2 separate regions of the Homo sapiens genome follow, and region 2 is linked to region 1. The links are chromatin contacts, found by Hi-C or POLR2A ChIA-PET in ENCODE. All regions are on one chromosome and are shown on one strand. Each heading gives the region's core, a stretch centred on a gene start or an enhancer-like site at or near the end of the contact. The rest is flanking DNA. Distances are from core to core; before and after follow the strand shown. Region 1 holds the start of SLC25A12 (solute carrier family 25 member 12). Region 2 holds the start of ITGA6 (integrin subunit alpha 6).

Region 1 (3,522 bases), core at 95-2,594:
ATGCCAATACATTTTGAAATTTTATCTTGGTCTCTGTGCTTAAGCTGGAAATTTTTTTTCAAAATATATATCTTAAGTCATGTAAAAAAAAAAGCAGTAACTTGAGGAAAACCTTTTATCGACCCTTAATTAAAAGAAGGCCTTAAATCAAACCTTATTAAGAGAAGTATAAGCTATATTGTCCGGTCATGTTTGAAAGAATACATGAAAACTGAACATTCCTCAAAGTTAAGGCATGAATAGGACTAAGGACATGTACGTTTTTTGTTTTTGCAATGAAAGGCACACTATGCAAGCCAATTTACCTGTAGAAATATGTTTCTTAACTCATGAGGATCCCCTCGCTTAGTTGTCTGCACCTGTAAGCAAAAAAGAAAAAAAAGCCAGTTAATGCTTCACTAGAGACCACACAATCTCTTCAGATTAGAGGTCACATGGCTAACAATCAATGCTCCTATCTTTTATCATTTAGTTTAAAACAAACTAAAAGCCCTAATTGCTGATAAGAACTGTCAAACTGGATAACTGTGACTAGAGGGCAGAAAAACAGGTGCGAATAGCCTAAGATACAGCAAAGCTATCGGACAGTGCTTCCTCTGGACTGGAAAGGGAAGGCAATGAGGATCTTTTACTTTATTCCACATCTACTAGCAACACAGTAGTAACCACCCACCTTCAAATCAAGAAGCTAACAAGAGTAGATCAACAGGAAAGTTAAATCACCCAAATTAATCACTTGGCCTAGCAGCCTTTCTCCATAAAAAGCAAACCCAACATGTAATTATCTCCGCGTCCCTCTCCCCATCCAACCTAAAATATGAGAGCTGCCACAAATACAAATACTTTCCATACCCTGCAATCTGCAACGCAAAAGCCAACCACTGCCCTCGGCCTTATTGAGGCCCCAAATTACTCAATACTTACTCCCTCCCCCACCGCAATTCACTGATACCCTAGGTATCCCCAGCTTTACTTGCCACTTCCTCCCACACCCTTTCTGATGCCCTCCAACTCCGGACTCACAATCCCATGCACCTAGGACAGGACATTACTCTTCCTTCACTGACCCGTGTTACCGTACAAGCCCCTTCAACTCACAATCCCTCCTCCTTCCCCTCCCCCAGCCGGGCATCCCCTCCTCCGGTCCAAGCCCCGCACAGCTCTCCCCGCAGCAAGCCGGAGCCCCAGGACAAGCTATCTAAGACCTAGACAATGAATAAAATGGGAAGCAGTGGGGGGCTGCAGGCAGGGCGCTCGGAATGTCTCTTATGCAATAAAAGCAGCAGCAGAGAGTTGGAGTCACCTTGACCGCCATGCTGTGCTCGGAAGCCGGGGACGAGCGAGTGAGCGAGCAGGGCCGAGCTGTCAGGGCGCGCGCGCGCCGTCTTCCCGGCCGCGCCCGCCCTCCCTCTCGCCGGCGCCGCGCGCGTCCCTATGCAAATGAACTCGGGGCGCGCCGCGTGCGGAAAGGGGCCCGGCGTCCCGGCCAGAAAGGCAGCTGGTCCAGGGCCGGCCGGCCGGGCGGAGGAGGGGGACGCGCCTCCCACGGGGAAAACAAGCGCGACCCATGGGATCCCGACGCGCCGCGTGGTTGCCACAGCTAGGTCGCCGCCAGGAAAGCCCCAGGTTTCCTAAGGCCTCTTAGTGGGTGTGGCTTTGGGCACCGACCAGCCAAAGTCGTTTTCCCCGAGGCTTAAAGGAACATTTGGGGCCTATACTGAGCAAGGTTCCGACGGATCAAAGAGCACTTCCCATTAATAACAATGAATTAATGACAACTGATGGCAAATACCGACAAAACAAGATTGGGAACCACTCACTCTAGGGAAAACCTACGTAAACATAATTTGAGAAATATGCTCCTAAATTGGCATGGGACGAATACGCTGAATTTATTTTTGCTTTGCGTGCTATTACAACGGTTTATTAGTAGACTCGCTCCACTTTCCTAATCACCCAAATCCTGTGTGCAATGAGAAAAAAAACTCTATGTGTCTTTGACAGGGCTGGCAATGAATCGCTTGCCCATACATGAACAGAAAGTAATTCTCCATTCGATTTCTAGCCCTACCTAAGAAGTAGAAGAAGCAGTAACTCTATCTTGAACCAAAACAATGTTTCTAAACCCGTCTTGCCAATATCACTGTATTAGGCTACATATTGATTCAAACATGTATGGGCATCCATTATATGCCTGACATGGTCCTGCTTGTAAAAAACGCAAATAACCTATAGCCCCCACCCTCTAGGGGCTTACAGATGGTCAATGCTTCTCCACAACCCCAATCACATGTGTATTGTGTGTATGTGTGTCTGTGTGTGTGTGTGTTGAGACTGAGTCTCGCTCTGTCGCCCAGGCTGGAGTGCAGTGGCACCATCTTGACTCACTGCAACGTCCACCTCCCAGGTTCAAGAGATTCTCTTGCCTTGGCCTCCCGAGTAGCTGGGATTACAGGCACCCGCCGCAATGCCCAGTTAATTTTTTGTATTTTTAGTAGAGACAGGGTTTCACTATGTTGGCCAGGTTTGTCTCAAACTTCTGACCTCTGGTGATCCGCCCACCTCGGCTTCCCAAAGTGCTGGGATTACAGGCGTGAGCCACCGCGCCCGACCCTGTGTATGTTTTCATTTTTAATTTTTTGAGACGGAGTCTCGCTCTATCGCCCAGGCTGGAGTGCAGTGGCGCCATCTTGGCTCACTGCAACCTCTGCCTCCTGGGTTCAAGCAATTCTCCTGCCTCAGCCTCCCAAGTAGCTGGGATTACAGGTGCACGCCACCATGCCTGGCTAATTTTGTATTTTTAGTAGCTATGGGGTTTCGCCCAAGCCACTTATAATTAGACACTAGATAAATGACACACTTTAGGGCTTCTCTATACTGTACAACTATTCTCCCTATATGAACATTTGCTGTCATTGAAATAAATTCTCGTTTTGGTGGAAATGGAAGAGAGGGGTATCAAAAATCAGAAGAAATAGTTGTACTCCTGCAGTTATGTCTTTTCCTGAACTGTCTTCCTCACAGCCTGACTCTAAATCCTATAAATTATGCAGTGGAGATGATGGTGATCTTATTTTTGGACCACAGCCTTCTTTATTCCCTTGGTGAAGCAATAACAAACAGTTTTCTTTTCAGTGAATTTTGGAAGGAATTCATGGAATGAGCTGCTCTAGACATATATGGCTGTGAGTACTCTATCACTATACTAATTATGTATAACCTGGTATTTAGTAGGACACTATATAATCAGATGGAGGATTGAACTAGATGAGCTTTAATGCTTCTTCAAACACTCTAATTTCATGATTTAAAAGGAGCCAAATTTTAGTTAATAAACATTTATTGAGTGCCTTGCGTTTGTGTAAAACATGTGTTGCAGCCGGGTGCAGTGGCTCACACCTGTAATCCCAGCACTTTGGGAGGCCAAGGCGGGTGGATCACAAGGTCAGGAGTTCAAGACCAGCCTGTCCAATATGGTGAAACCCCCTCTCTACAAAAATACAAAAATTAGCTGGGTGTGGT
Region 2 (3,278 bases), core at 312-2,811, 530 kb after region 1:
TGACAGCTGCTACCACCTGTGGGGACCCTTGATGATGTTCACGCAGCTTTTCTGAGTGGCACATGCTGTTCTCTTGAATACTCCTTGAGGTGAAGAAGAGGCCACCCCTACCCCTATGCACACACAGCTCCTGCTCTTTCCTGGGGCTGCACCCTGCTTGTATTTCCAATGCAGGGATGTCAGATTCCAAAGAGGGCTCCCCAAGGCATTCCAGAAGGCTTCAGGCCAGCACGTCCCAACCTTTTCATGCCATGGGACCCCTTTGGCAGGCTGCTGAAAACCATGGGGTTCTTCTCAGAATAAGGGTTTTAAATACATAAAAGAAACCACAAGAGGTTACAAAAAAAGCCAATAATATTGAAATGTAGCTAACAAAATGTTTTTAAAAATTTGTGCTAGAGCAATATATATGCTTCATTATTGACATATAATATCTGGCTGATTGTCTAATAACTACTGTTATTTGAGATACTTGCAACAACTGTGATGTGATGTAAAAACCTATGGTTTCTAGTGATTACTAAGTCATAAATACTTATCCTACTGCTACTGTAGTTTGTTGTCTACGTTCATAATGGCAAAACGTGCTAAATGTCAGAGGTTGGTGAAAATTAAGACGTAAATTTTTTCTCATCCAAGTTCACAGTACTCTTGAATTAATTACCTCTCCTCGGGTTAAGAACCCCTGCAGGATAAGGTTGCCCCTAGGGCCAACACCTCACTGGAGCCCCGCCTCATGTCCTGGAGGCAGGAGCCTTCATGCCACCTACACAGAACTCGGAGCTGTCTCTTGGCCCAGCAGTTCTCCCCACAACTAGTTCTGAAAGTCCGGGGCTAGGAAAGAACGGCATCGTCGCCTGAGCTCCTGGCGCCACTTTAAACAACCCATCCTTGACTTGCGTGACTTCTTCCACAAGCTCTCCTGGTCACCTGGGCAAAATCCTAGGTGATCTGGGGACAAGGCGGAACTTCGGTTTTCTGATCTGCAAAAAGAAACACCTACCTCATAGGACTGTTAGGATGAATTGAGGTAATGGCTGGGTTGTGTACATTATACAGCACTATCAAGGTGTGCGCTGTGATCATTTTTGAGGGTTGTTAGGTGTTTGAGGACCCAGAACAGTCTACACAGCTGTAGTCCCCAAGTGTTGGGCACGCCTTAAGCGCTCCATAAACACCTGTAGAAATGAATGAATGACGTATGCATCTGCACGTGGGCCCACATCTGCAAGAACAGGCTGCTCAGGCCATGAGGCCCGGTGCATCACCTGCACTTCTCTTTATAACGGGTAGTAAAGTCTCCCTCGCTCTGTGCTACTCGGCAACCACAATTCTGTCCACAGAGGGCGGCGCAGTGGGGCTGCTTCGCCGCGAGCTCGCCTCCGGGGCTCCCACGTCGTGGCTTCCGGGCAGGTACCGGGCAGCTGGAGACGCCAGAGCCGGCGGGTAAGGTGCGGGCGGTGCGCCGGGCCGCGGGCGCGCAAGGAGGGGCGAGAGGGTGGGGAGGGGCGGGGCCGGCGTCCTCGTCACTTGATAAAACGCCTGCGAGTCTCCAGAGAACAACGGGCTCATTCAGCGGTCGCGAGCTGCCCGCGAGGGGGAGCGGCCGGACGGAGAGCGCGACCCGTCCCGGGGGTGGGGCCGGGCGCAGCGGCGAGAGGAGGCGAAGGTGGCTGCGGTAGCAGCAGCGCGGCAGCCTCGGACCCAGCCCGGAGCGCAGGGCGGCCGCTGCAGGTCCCCGCTCCCCTCCCCGTGCGTCCGCCCATGGCCGCCGCCGGGCAGCTGTGCTTGCTCTACCTGTCGGCGGGGCTCCTGTCCCGGCTCGGCGCAGCCTTCAACTTGGACACTCGGGAGGACAACGTGATCCGGAAATATGGAGACCCCGGGAGCCTCTTCGGCTTCTCGCTGGCCATGCACTGGCAACTGCAGCCCGAGGACAAGCGGCTGTGAGTTCCCAGACCCTTCCCACCCCCACTGGGGCGCCGGCCTGCGCGCGAGTTGAGGCGAGGGCGCGCCCTGTTCCCGCCGGCCCCGGGGAGTAGTTGGCCCGTGGGTCGCGCCCGGGCCGGCCGAGGCGCACCCAGCGCCCAGCGCGCTCGGCTCCCCGCCCTGACCCGCCCCGCGCGGCGCCTCCCTCCATTCAGCTCGGGAAGGAGGAGAACCCGAGGGCTAGGCTGGGCCCCGGGAGAGTTTACTTTTTTTTCTGTTTTAAACAAAGTGCTTTCCGCCGGTTCTTCCCTCCGGGCGTGTTTGCTGGGACCCCGGCAGGTGGCACGCTTTGCTGAGCTTCACGTGTGTGTTTGGGGCTGGGGTGGCGTTCAGGGTCACCGCAGCGCTGCTGTGGGTTTGCAGGGAGCGTAGTTCCAGGATGGTCTAGGCCTTTCCCAAACTCACGGTGCACCCCGTCTCCCCCGCAGACTGGCGCGCCCCGCACAAGTTGGAAAGCCACTTTCCATGTGTCCTGCATGACTTTCTCAGCAAGGCGGGGGCGCTCCTTAGGAGATACTTTTACATGCCTTTGAAAAAAAAAAAAAAAAAGATGGGGGTGGGGGCGGGAATTAACCAAACACCTGTTCGCTGGACTAGATCAGCTGAGAAAACAAGTCTGAGTGATGTGCCCAGCCCCCAAAGTACTCGGCCGCACCCGAGACCCGCTCGGCTCCTGCGTTGGGCGGGCACAGCCAAGGGGTTAAAGCAAAATGTCCGATCTGAGCCTGGACTTTGCAAACAAGGTTTGTAAGGGACAACCCCCCACCGTAGCGGTAAACCTCCCAGGAGAAAGAGGAGACCGGCACTACTGGCCTCTCCTTTTATTTCTTAAACAGTGTTTGGTTCCCACATGATCGGCTATTTAAGCCGGAGAGGGTATTTTGGCGCTTAGTCGCCTTAATCGCTATGGGGTTGCATTCTTCATCTGTGCTACTGAAAAATAGGCTGTAGCAACAAAAGGTCTCCCCTCCCCACCCAGGCCTTGAGTTGAACTAAGGACCTTCCAGGACCAACAGACCGGAGAAAGCAAAGTGCAGCCACAGTGAAGAGATTTTGTGTTTAGGAGAGGCGAATGGGATTTTAGAACTGGAGGAAACCTCTTGATTTCAGCGGTTAACAACTTTGGAATTCGTGAATGTTGCAGCCCCTGAATTTTAGTCAGTTTTTTTTTTTTTCTGATAACACCTGCTAGGTGAAGCACAGAAATTAGCTGGGGGTGGGGAGGCTCTAGGAGGGTGGTCTGAGGCTATATGCCTGGCCAGCTGCTTATACTCTGCTTTCTCTCAGAA

Evidence for each region. Hi-C counts contacts between places; a loop is a spot of excess contacts on that map. ChIA-PET counts read pairs that join two places held with the same protein, here RNA polymerase II (POLR2A). Pooled maps may share reads with other maps.
Region 2: a loop to region 1 is called in a pooled map, with 5 times the contacts of the local background. The contact joins the promoter of ITGA6 here to the promoter of SLC25A12 in region 1. A Hi-C loop is called at or near these places in 5 of 50 pooled maps. POLR2A ChIA-PET finds 5 or more read pairs at or near these places in 3 of 52 experiments (A673, T-cell and naive thymus-derived CD8-positive, alpha-beta T cell).

Annotation. Positions count from the first base shown.
Region 1 is chr2:171,892,900-171,896,421 of GRCh38, forward strand. SLC25A12 (solute carrier family 25 member 12) reads right to left here and starts at 1,345. Exons shown (of 18, transcript NM_003705.5): 1 at 1,304-1,345; 2 at 306-359. The coding sequence starts at 1,315. RefSeq lists enhancers at 991-1,557, 1,558-2,124 and a silencer at 1,268-1,587.
Region 2 is chr2:172,426,025-172,429,302 of GRCh38, forward strand. ITGA6 (integrin subunit alpha 6) reads left to right here and starts at 1,562. Exons shown (of 26, transcript NM_000210.4): 1 at 1,562-1,946. The coding sequence starts at 1,765. RefSeq lists a silencer at 1,510-1,589 and an enhancer at 2,374-2,874.